Regions from separate parts of the Homo sapiens genome. Here region 2 is linked to region 1. The links are chromatin loops, found by intact Hi-C in ENCODE. Cell type or tissue: heart left ventricle. All regions are shown on one strand. Each heading gives the region's core, and the rest is flanking DNA. Links, peaks and the distances in the headings are about the cores only. Region 1 overlaps VWA8 (von Willebrand factor A domain containing 8). Region 2 overlaps VWA8 (von Willebrand factor A domain containing 8).

Region 1 (5,388 bases), core at 80-5,079:
CACATCAATGGTGAATTGGATAAAGAAAATGTAATACATATACACCATTAAATAATATGCAGCCATAAAATAGAATGAAATCACATCCTCTGCAGCAACATGGATGGAGCTGGAAGACATTATAAGCAAACTAACGTAGAAACAGAAAACCAGATACCACTTGTTCTCACTCACTCATGTTCTCACCCACTCAAGTGGGATCTAAACATTGAGTACACACTGACATAGAGATGGGAACAATAGACAATGGGGACTACTGAGTGGGAGGGAAGAAGTGAAGGGTGAGGGCTGAAAAATAACTGTTGGGTACTATGCTACCTGGGTGATACGACCATTCATACCCCAAACCAACAGCATAACACAATATACTCATGTAACAAACCTGCACACGTACTTCCTGAATCTAAAATAAAAGTTGGAATTAAAAATAAATTAAATATCTGCAATAATATTTGCCTCATAATAAGCTTTTTAGTTCTTTTTTTTTTTTTTAAGAGACAGGTCTCCCTACATTGTCCTGGCTAACTATTCATAAGCACTAATAGTGTACCACAGTGTTGAATTCCTGAGCTCTAGTGATCCATCCGCCCAAGTAGGTGGGAATACAGGTGTGTGCCACTGTGCTCAGCTTATAATAAATTAGTTTCTAAAAGCAAGTAACAAAATATGAAATCAAGATTGGTGTAATTATGAATTACCCGTTTGGTATTCAATAAAGACACCTGGAGCAGATACTGCATTTGACCACCCTCAACACCACTCAAATCCCTGTTAGTCAGCCACATGAGGGGTAACACATGTGAAAGGATGGCTACAAAGTGAGGAAGGCTGGGATTCAATTCCACTTCTGCAACTTCCTTATTATGTGATAAATGAGTGAAATGAGTAAAATATCTTTAGAATTAAATGAGATAATGCCTGGCACCTAATGGTTATTTAATAAATGACAGCTGAATCTGAATCAAGTGAAGAAACAAACTATAAATATGTTCAAATTTTAATATAACAATAAGTCTCAGTTCACAATTCAGGACAGTAATAGAAGTGATATGACAATGCTGCACACAATTAAATGACAGAAAATTCCTATCTTAGAATTTAAAATAAAGTTAATATTAAAGCAGGTAAAAATAGTAAAGAAAAGCTGACAACAGAGGTCATTTAAAAATAATCTAAAATTTTCAGGCTAGGCACGGTGGCTCACGCCTGTAATCCCAGCACTTTGGGAGGCCAAGGTAGGCGGATCACCTGAGGCCAGGAGTTCAAGACCAGCCCGGCCAACATGGTGAAACCCCATCTCTACTAAAAATTAGCCAGGTGTGGTGGTGCACACCTGTAATCCCAGCTACTCGGGAGGCTGAAGCAGAATTGCTTGAACTCTGCAGGCAGAGGTTGCAGTGAGCCGAGATCATGCCACTGCACTCCAGCCTGGATGACACAGCAAGATTATGTCTCAAAAAATTAATTAAATAATCTAAAATTTCCACAATTTATTCATTCAAATATATATTGAATATATATATGAAGAGAGAAAGAGAGAGAACCAGCCTACTGCTTGCAAATCACTGTTTCAGGTGCTGAGAATTCAGTAGTGAAAAAAATAAACATGGATCTTACACTCCAGTGGGAATGAACAAAAATAGATAAAGGAAAGGAGACAGGAGGAGAAGAAAGGAATAGAAGGACACAAATAAGAAAATACCACATAGTAGTTGGTACTACACAGAAAATATCAGATAGTATGATGGCAAATGACTCAGTGCATCAAAAACGCTTTCTCTACAGATATTTAAGTTGAGATTTCAAAGTCAAGAGGCCACGTGAAGATCAGGCAAGAATATTCCAGTCTGATGACACAGCCTGTGAAAATGCCCCATAGCAGAAAGAAGCCAGACAGATTTAAGGGATTAAAAGTACCCAGTGAGACTGAAACATATCAGTAGAGGGTCCAGCAGGAAGGGAGAAGGCTGAAGAGGTAGGCATGGATTGGGTCACATAGCGCAGTGGTTCTCAACCCTGGCTGCTGGTTATAATTGAAAAATACTGGTCCCACCTCCCACCAATTACTTTAGACTCTCTGGTGGTAGAGCCTGGACACTGGAAGTTTTTCAAAGATCCTTGAGTGGTTCTAATGGGTAACCTCGTTAATGGAAGACTCATATGCCAGGGTAAAGTGTCTTTATTTTATTCTAAGTATGATGGGAGGCCATTGACAGATTCTAATCAGGGAAATGAAAAGATCTGATTTACATTCTTAAGAGATCACTCTACAACTTTAGTGAATAGAATATGGAATGCAACATACTCTAACTACATATCTACAAATGTTCAAATGACAAAACTGATGAGTTCTTAAAAACTCTATAAAGTAAAACTCCATATGCCAAATGCATTTTCCACCAAAGGCTCAATAATGGGCCCAAGGATAGTGGGTTAGAATTTTTGGAAATGTTCATGGTTACAGTAGATCCTGCAAAAAACAAATGATGGAATATTGACAACTGGCTATGAGGGGTGAGGGTGATGGGGAGAAGGCTAAGAAATGTGCCATGTTCCAGTACTTGACAACTCTTTTGATTGACAATGCATCCCTTTTGGCACCTTCCTCACAAAACTAAAGCTGCCTTTTCTGAATTGCTACTCCATGGAAGACACTGTGCAGCAGGAAGCCAAACATTTGTTCACTAGCTGGGAAACAGAAAAGAATCCAATGGATTCAGGGAGAGTTACTAAAAACAAATGAGGAGCCTCTCACTTGAAGCAACATAGAAAAAGGCTTGCTAAGATTAAAGAAATGTGCTGGTTGAACTCTCAGGGTAATATGGCTTGGCTGTGTCCCCACCCAAATCTCACCTCGAATTATAATCCCCATAATCCCCATGTGTCATGGGCGGAACCAGGTGGAGATGACTGGATCATGGGGGTGGTTTCCCCTATGCTGTTCTTGTGATAGTGAGTGAGTTCTCATGAGATATGATGGTTTTATAAGCATCTGGCATTTCCCCTGCTTGCACTCAACTCCCTCCTGCCACCTAGTGAAGGTGCCTGCTTCTCCTTTGCCTTCTGCCATGATTGTAAGTTTTCTGAGGCTTCCCCAGCAATGTAGATCTGTGAGTCAATTAAACCTCTTTCCTTTAAAATTAACTAGTCTTGGGTATTTCTTCATAGCACTGACAGAACAGACTAATACACAGGGCAGCCTTCCCACCTATGTGATAGCATAGTGACTATCATTCCTCTCCTGCAGGGGCTCCCTGTCTGCAGCTACCTAAATCTGGGAGAGCTTAAGGGAGCTACTAGAAATAAACATGAAGCATCAGAGGTGCTAGGCTGGCTAAGGCTCCTCTTTAAATTGTTAACCTTTTAACAGCAGTCAATAGAGTGTAAAATCAGGATTTTAGCAGCTTCTACCAACTCAAATCCCAAGATACTTCAACTCCACATTCCTGGAGGCATGAGTTGAGCTCTGTAAAAGATTGCCTTTTCCTTCTCTGTTATTTTTGGCTCTATCTCTATGGTTCTGCCAAATGGCTTCCACTTCAAACAGCCTTGTTTCTAACTATGAGACTGGCTTTAAAATCAGCAATAAAGTTCTACGTATTCAGAAAGTGATGTGGATCCTGAAAAACTGGGGTTTTCTTTAATAGGGGAAGAATACAAAACTAAGCATTTAGGAATCATAAAAGGCATCTAGGTCATAAAACTGAAAAGCATATATTTACTTTTCATTTCCAGGGGAAAAAATATGTTCACAAAATATATTCTACTTGCAAATATTTGTAAATTTTAAAATCAAATCAAAGTTATACCCTTCATTATTTTCTTTTTCAATATATTTCCCACAAGGATGGATCATAAGGATATATAGATATATCTATAAGATATGTAACTTCATCACTAACGTCACTAACCTCTGGCAAACTCCTCACATTTGCAGTGGTCTTCAATGACTATAAAATCCTGAGGACTCTCAAAAGATTTCCCTAAGACTCCTAATCAAAATTACTGTAAAGTACATTGAAAACAGAAGTGCATAGGTCAGGCACGGTGGCTCGTGCCTGTAATCCCAGCACTTTGGGAGGCCGAGGCCGGTGGATCATGAGGTCAGGAGTTCAAGACCAGCCTGACCGATATGGTGAAACCCTGTCTCTACTAAAAATACAAAAAGTGGCCGGGCACGATGGCAGGTGCCTGTAATCCCAGCTACTTGGGAGGCTGAGGCAGGAGAATCACTTGAACCTGGGTGGCAGAGGTTGCAGTGAGCCAAGATCGCGCCACTGTACTACAGCCTGGGTGACAGAGTGAGACTCTGTCTCAAAAAAAAAAAAGAAAAGAAAAAGAAAACAGAAGTGCTGCCTAATGGAGATGATCAAACACAGCAATGTGTTGCTACCAGCAGGACTATGACTTCATTACATAATGTCCTTATGTCTGGAGTTACTCCATGCAGAGTTCCCAAATTTGAAGTTTCTTCCCTCTTCAACTTCACCGATCATCAAGAATAGTAAAAGAAATACCTTTCAGACAGGAGTTCCTTATTTGGTGGGATTCCTTGGTCATTTTACCTTTGTTTTCTTTCTTGGACTAATGGATTTGGCTTTACTGTAATGTTTATTTTTATACACATGCCCAAAGGCCTCCTAGTGTGTCTTTATAAATCTAATAAATACCTCATGATAATTAAGTTTATTAACACAAAAGATGTTATCCATTACTAAAAAAGTACACTTTAATTAAATAAGGAGCCAAGTACATACTATAATGTAGTTCCCTGTGGACCCAGTCACCAGGCCCAGCCCAGCAGGCCCTGGTATCAGGCAGCCCCCTAGACTCAGGGACCAGGACCCAGCTCATACCCATGTACCCTGGTTCCAGGACCACCATAGTGCCACACTGGACTCTGAAGACTCAGCCTCAAGGTCTGCCATAGCACTATGTTAGGTCCCATCAACCCAAGTTCAGGCTGTTCTCCATGAACTCAGGCTTCAGAGCCACCCTCAGAGACTTAGTTGATAGGCCCACTCACCTGCAGAGTCAGGCACCAGGCCAGTCCACCTAAGGACTCCATTAGCAAGCCAAATGAAAGACCCCACCAGATGGTCTGCCCAGAATGTCTGGCTGGGTTGGCTGGTAAAAAGCTTTCCCTATCAAGGCCAGTCTATAAAGACTGGATGTCCACTTCTTCAAATGCACAGACACCAATGCAAGCCCATGAGGATCACTAACAATCAGGGAACCAAAACCACCAGAAGAACAAAATAAAGCACCAGGAACTGACACTAAATAAATGGAGACCTACGAACTACCTGACAAAGTATTCAAAATGATGGTCTTAAAGGAACAGTGAGCTAAAGAGAACACAGGCTACTAAATGATATCAGGAAAACA
Region 2 (5,388 bases), core at 333-5,332, 63 kb before region 1:
AAATCAAGGTTATGCTCTTTTCTACGACATAAAAAATATAGTTTTGACAGATTTCAGAATTTTTAACCAAGATTTTTATTAAGAATAATATGTCTAGATACCTATAAAGTTAATATAACTTAAAATATATTATAGAAAATTTTAAGTAGTTGTTTTACTATAAAAGTAATACACAGCCACTTGACAGAAAAGTTGGAAGAGAAAACATTTTTATATTATAGGTAATTTTCTCTAAAAAAATTCTTATTAAAGTAAACATCTACAATAAAGCTTTCTAGATACAAACTTATATGTCTTAGTGGAAGGTCCATAATTATTGGCTAGTTTACAAGGAGAGAATTCTCTACCCTCCTCCTTTAAAAAAGAAAGGAAAAGGAAAGAAAAGAAAAATACTAGAAACTTGCAGGAAAAAGAAGAGTATGAGAAAAAGGATGCATAGGACATATCCCTCTGAACTACTGAAATCTTTAACAAGCAAGTAAAAGAGGATGATAGCTCTGCTTTGTTTTTAAAATGTTTAATTTAAAAATTGCATATAAAATTACATATATAATTATATGTGTGTATGTGTATATATTTTATATATATGTACTTATATATATACTTAATATACTTAATATATGTACTTATATATATACTTAATATATATAAAATTTATTACCCTAATCATAGCAACCATTCCTCCAATTTTTAAGTACCTTTGGAAAAAATTTTCTGTTTTCTGTCTTATGTCTTAATAAAAGTTGTTCGGCCAGACATGGTGGCTCACGCCTGTAATACTAGCACTTTGGGAGGCTGAAGCAGGTGGATCACGAGGTCAGGAGTTTGAGGCCAGCCTGGCCAATATGGTGAAACCCTGTCTCTACTGAAAATACAAAAATTAGCCAGGCATGGTGGCACATGCCTCTAGTCTCAGCTACTCGGGAGGCTGAGGTAGAAGAATCGCTTGAACCTGGGAGGTGGAGGTTGCAGTGAGCCGAGATCGTGCTACTGCACTCCAGCCTGAGTGACAAAGTGAGACTGCATCACAGAAAAAAAAAAAAAAAAGATGTTCAACACTTCATTTTGCATCATCTAAATTAAATTTAGGAAATCACAAAAATAATTACATGTCAATTTCACTTGAATTGGAGTGTACTACCACAATTTAAGTGATTTATCCAAGAACACAAAGCAATACTCTTACCTGAATGTTGTCATAGAAAAGAACATCAGGCACTTTCATTTTCTCATGTGCATTATAGATCGGTGCACTAACAGCACCAATCCTCAGAGTTCCAGATGTTACTTCACCTAAACATTTCACACAGGACGGATAATTATTCATAGCACTGTCCTCAGAGATGCCAAGCCACCCAACACAGAATGCAATACAGCTTCAGTAATATCTGTGGATTTTAATTTAACATCTAAAGAAATAAGCTGGAGAGTAGTAATAAAACACCACAGCTCTAGATACAAAATGCTTCAAAAGGTAACAAATTTTCTTTAAAACAATGTAGATAGAAAACAGTATATATATAATTGTGAGAAACTAAAAAAAAAAACAAAACAAAAAACCAGAATACAGTCAAGCCACCTTCACAAGCTTGTTTGGTCAGAAACTATAACACATACATAAGTTAAATACACCTAAATTCAAAAGCTCCAAAGTACCTTGAATATTATCTTTTAGTGTGCACCAATTTAGAAACCCCTTAAGATAATCTCCTATAGCTCTAGTCAAAAATACAGATGAACTAACCTACCACAGAACTCTTAAATTACTATTTTCAGCCAAGTGCAGTGGCACATGCCTGTCACCAGCATTTCAGGAGGCCAAGGCAGAAGGATCACTTGAGCCTAGGGGTTCAAGACCAGCCTGGGTAACACAGAGAGACCCTGTCTCTACAAAAAATTTTAAAAATTATCCAGGCCTGATGGCATACGCCTGTAGTCCCAGCTATTCAGGAGGCTGAGGCAGGAGGATTGCTTGAGCCTGGAGGTTGAGGCTACAGTGAGCCATGATTGCACCACTGTACTCCAGCCTGGGTAACAGAGTGCAACCTTGTCTCTCTCTCTCTCTCTCTCTTTATACATATACATATACATATATATATATATATATATATATATATATATACACACACATATATATATATATATATATATATACACACACACACACTAAAACATAACAAAATAAATATTTTAAAATTACTATTTTCGAGGTTGGTCCAGGAGGCCTATATTTTCAAATAATCACCCAGGTGATTTTCATACCCAGCCAGATTGGGAAACTGTCTTATGCAATTATTTTGTAATAATAATTATTATATTGTTCCTTATTTGCTTTAAATAGGTTGACCTAGAATACATTATTAGTTCCTGGAAGCCAGAAAACTAAGTAATAAAGCTCTTGAAATCAGGGAACATATCTGCTATGTATTCCCTACAGTAACCAGATATGCATGACATGTTCACTGACATGTTCCAAGTTCAATAATATTAATAACATTAATAGTAGTAGGTATTTTAGTAATACTAATGATTACAATGATAGAAGCTATCATTTATTAAGGACCTTCTATGTGCCAGATCCCAAGCTAAAGCTTCACCTCATTTTTTTCTCATATGACTTCATGCAATTCAAAGAGGAAAGAATAATGAGAATACTAAGAACATACACTATGTAATTTGCTCAAAATCACCCAGCTAATATGAGTAGAGCTTAAAACAATTTAGTCTAGTCTGACATTCTTTCTACCATATGGGATATATTTAATATTTTGACTCCAAATAACATTGCAACCTGTGGAAATACCTTAGCAAGCAAATATACAACGCCTTAAACAATTCACCCATCTTTTTTTTTTTCTACTTCAAGTAAGAAAATTACAGTTTGTTTCTCCACTAGAATGCGACTTTTGTGCTAAGCGTTTTGGAAGACAATGGAGAAAAGCAACTTTTGCTTCTATGGAGTGCTGTGAACAAATCTGAGCTAAAAATAATTGTCATCCTGTTTAATCACTGTGGAGTGCTACACATTTGACACAGCACAGTAGATCTTAACAGTAACTTCGCCCTTCAATAGATCCTTGCCATTTTCCTTTTGTTTACAAGTTCTACAGGGAAGGAAAACCATGAGCTGTAACACTGAGAGTTTACTATTTATTTACCACCATTAGGTCTCTGAAATAGACCCAGTATAAAACTGTAAAGGGAAAGAAAGAGCAGGGATATGGCAGTGAATCTACTATCTAGTTGCATGTTGAGATGACACACATAATTTCAGATTCAAACAGCATCTGATGCTATCTATGGTTTAGTTTACGGAATACATCCACTCAGCAGATTTACGGCTTAAGGACAAGTTTATTCACTCATCCAATGTTTATTGTTAAAATGTCAACCTCAAAAAGGGAAATGCACTCAGAGAATGGTGATGCTAGCACTTCTGTGGGAGAAAGTTGGCTAGCTATCTTCTAAGAAACCCACAGAATGGCATTATTTTGGTACATTTGTCAAGTTTCTCAGCCTAGTAGGCTGTAAACCTGATTTTGTCATCACAACTAAGGGCAAATCTAACTTTCAGGAGAATATTAAAGATACATATTCTGGTTTCTCTATATATATAATGATGTAAAATCAGAATTGCAAAATATTATATGACAACTGTAACTTTCACATGGACTATGATATACTGGTTGCCATAACCAGCATATTAATTGAAGGGAACCTGCATGGAAAGCCAGTACCTCATCAGAAGATTGTTGTGTGAACACGGAGAGTTAATTAAATGAATTCTTCATAAGAGAGATGGCCTTAAAGATGAATGGAACCAGACAAGTAAAAAGTCTCTTCACTTAGGCTCCTTATCCCCTACATGAGGCTTAGATGGGCACTGCTAACACTAGCCAGTAACCAAGACCAAACAATCGGCAGTCTGAATGACAGTCGTTCTTTGGATATTTAATAGACTCACTCAAATAATATTGAGAATACAATATTATTCCTTCTCTTTGAGTTGACTCTGCGTATCTGTATTCAGATCCCTCAGTATGCTGAGTTTATAATTTGACTCTAAAAAAAATCTTATTTCCTCAATACCAAATTCTTGTCTCAGTGCAGCCCTAATGATTAAAAGCATCTGCTACAAAGAAAGCCACAACAGTCCCTTTTAAAGAGTAGTCACACATTGGCTGCTTCAATAAAATAGGTATTTACATTTTTAAAAAATTGAAAATCTTTCATTGTGTTCTAATTGAAGAATAGAAAGCTTTTAAATGAAGAACTAAATCTCCCCGAAACTGAAAATTATATTTATGGCTATCCAGAAGAAAAGTACCACAAAAGACAATACAGGTGGAAATGGAATGAATAAGAGGGCATGCATATTCTGATTATTATTTTAGTTTGTATCAACCTAGGAAAGTTTCTCCAACATATCTTATAGGACATCGCTGACCCTCAAAATGTAAACATGCAAAGAAAACAGCATTCTAGATTCACTGGTGAAATACATTTGGAAAAAGTACATTTCTCAAAATTAGACAAGTTGATTTACAGCAGGAATTCTCAGAGTATCAATTAGTATCAATTGTGAGTCTTAAGGGTGAGGGGAATTGTATCTAGTATGTACTGAAATGAAGTAAATATTCTAAGATTTTACTTGTGTTTTTCAAACTTAAAAAAATCAGATTCATTTCTTCAAACTAATATATAAAACAAAGTAGATGAAAACCAAAAACTGTTTAACTGTTTATTTTAACTGGAATTAAAATAAACAGCATCAAATGTTTGTTAATTATTATTTCACTTAAAAAAAAGAGCCAAATCAAATACTTACATTTGTAATCCTTCAGTTCTGGCTCCAAATTGTCATCAGTATTTATTTCTATTGTAGCATCTGCCAGATTTTTTTCTAATGCTGACCTAGCAAGACTGGGTAAAAACCTGGAGGATGAAGAGGGAGGAAGGGGGAAATGGCTTAAGTCAAAGCTTTCTGCGATTCTTAAATACACACACACACACACACACACACACACACTCCTTACTAATTACAACTAATTAAGGAAGATCAGTCTGGATCTGTAAAATCTAAATCAAACAAAATTTTAGAATAAATATAAACTTAATGTACGTGTGAATTATATGTTTGTGGAATCTCCTTTAATAAGTAAAACTTATTTGTAATTAGCAGTACTGATTTATGTACAACACTTTGCAAAATAAAATTTAAAATTTGCTTTCTTAAGTACAATTAGTATACTGGCTTATCAAATTTTCTTAAGTAGATTAAACAACAACACTTGGCTGTTCTAGGTTGGCAATCATAAATTCAAACCAGTGGAGATGGATTAATGAGATTTTCTTTAGTTTCTAACATAAGCTTCTGAATGAATTTAA

The links. Hi-C counts contacts between places; a loop is a spot of excess contacts. Peaks named below come from ENCODE experiments on the same cell type or tissue, not always from the same donor. Only the 100,000 strongest peaks of a DNase experiment are listed, where the experiment ranks them.
Region 2: a loop joins it to region 1, with 1.8 times the contacts of the local background. A loop is called at or near these places in 1 of 110 quality-filtered maps.

What each region holds. Positions count from the first base shown.
Region 1 is chr13:41,845,571-41,850,958 of GRCh38, forward strand. The region is part of intron 12 of VWA8 (von Willebrand factor A domain containing 8); the gene reads right to left. Among named protein-coding and RNA genes, the nearest start is that of VWA8, 110 kb to the right of the region's middle. In heart left ventricle, for the core only: a CTCF peak has its summit at 3,038 (motif pointing left); no DNase peak of the experiment used is centred there; H3K27ac peaks cover 762 bases.
Region 2 is chr13:41,782,609-41,787,996 of GRCh38, forward strand. VWA8 (von Willebrand factor A domain containing 8) reads right to left here. Exons shown (of 45, transcript NM_015058.2): 18 at 4,829-4,935; 19 at 1,187-1,293. Among named protein-coding and RNA genes, the nearest start is that of VWA8, 180 kb to the right of the region's middle. In heart left ventricle, for the core only: no CTCF peak of the experiment used is centred there; no DNase peak of the experiment used is centred there; H3K27ac peaks cover 960 bases.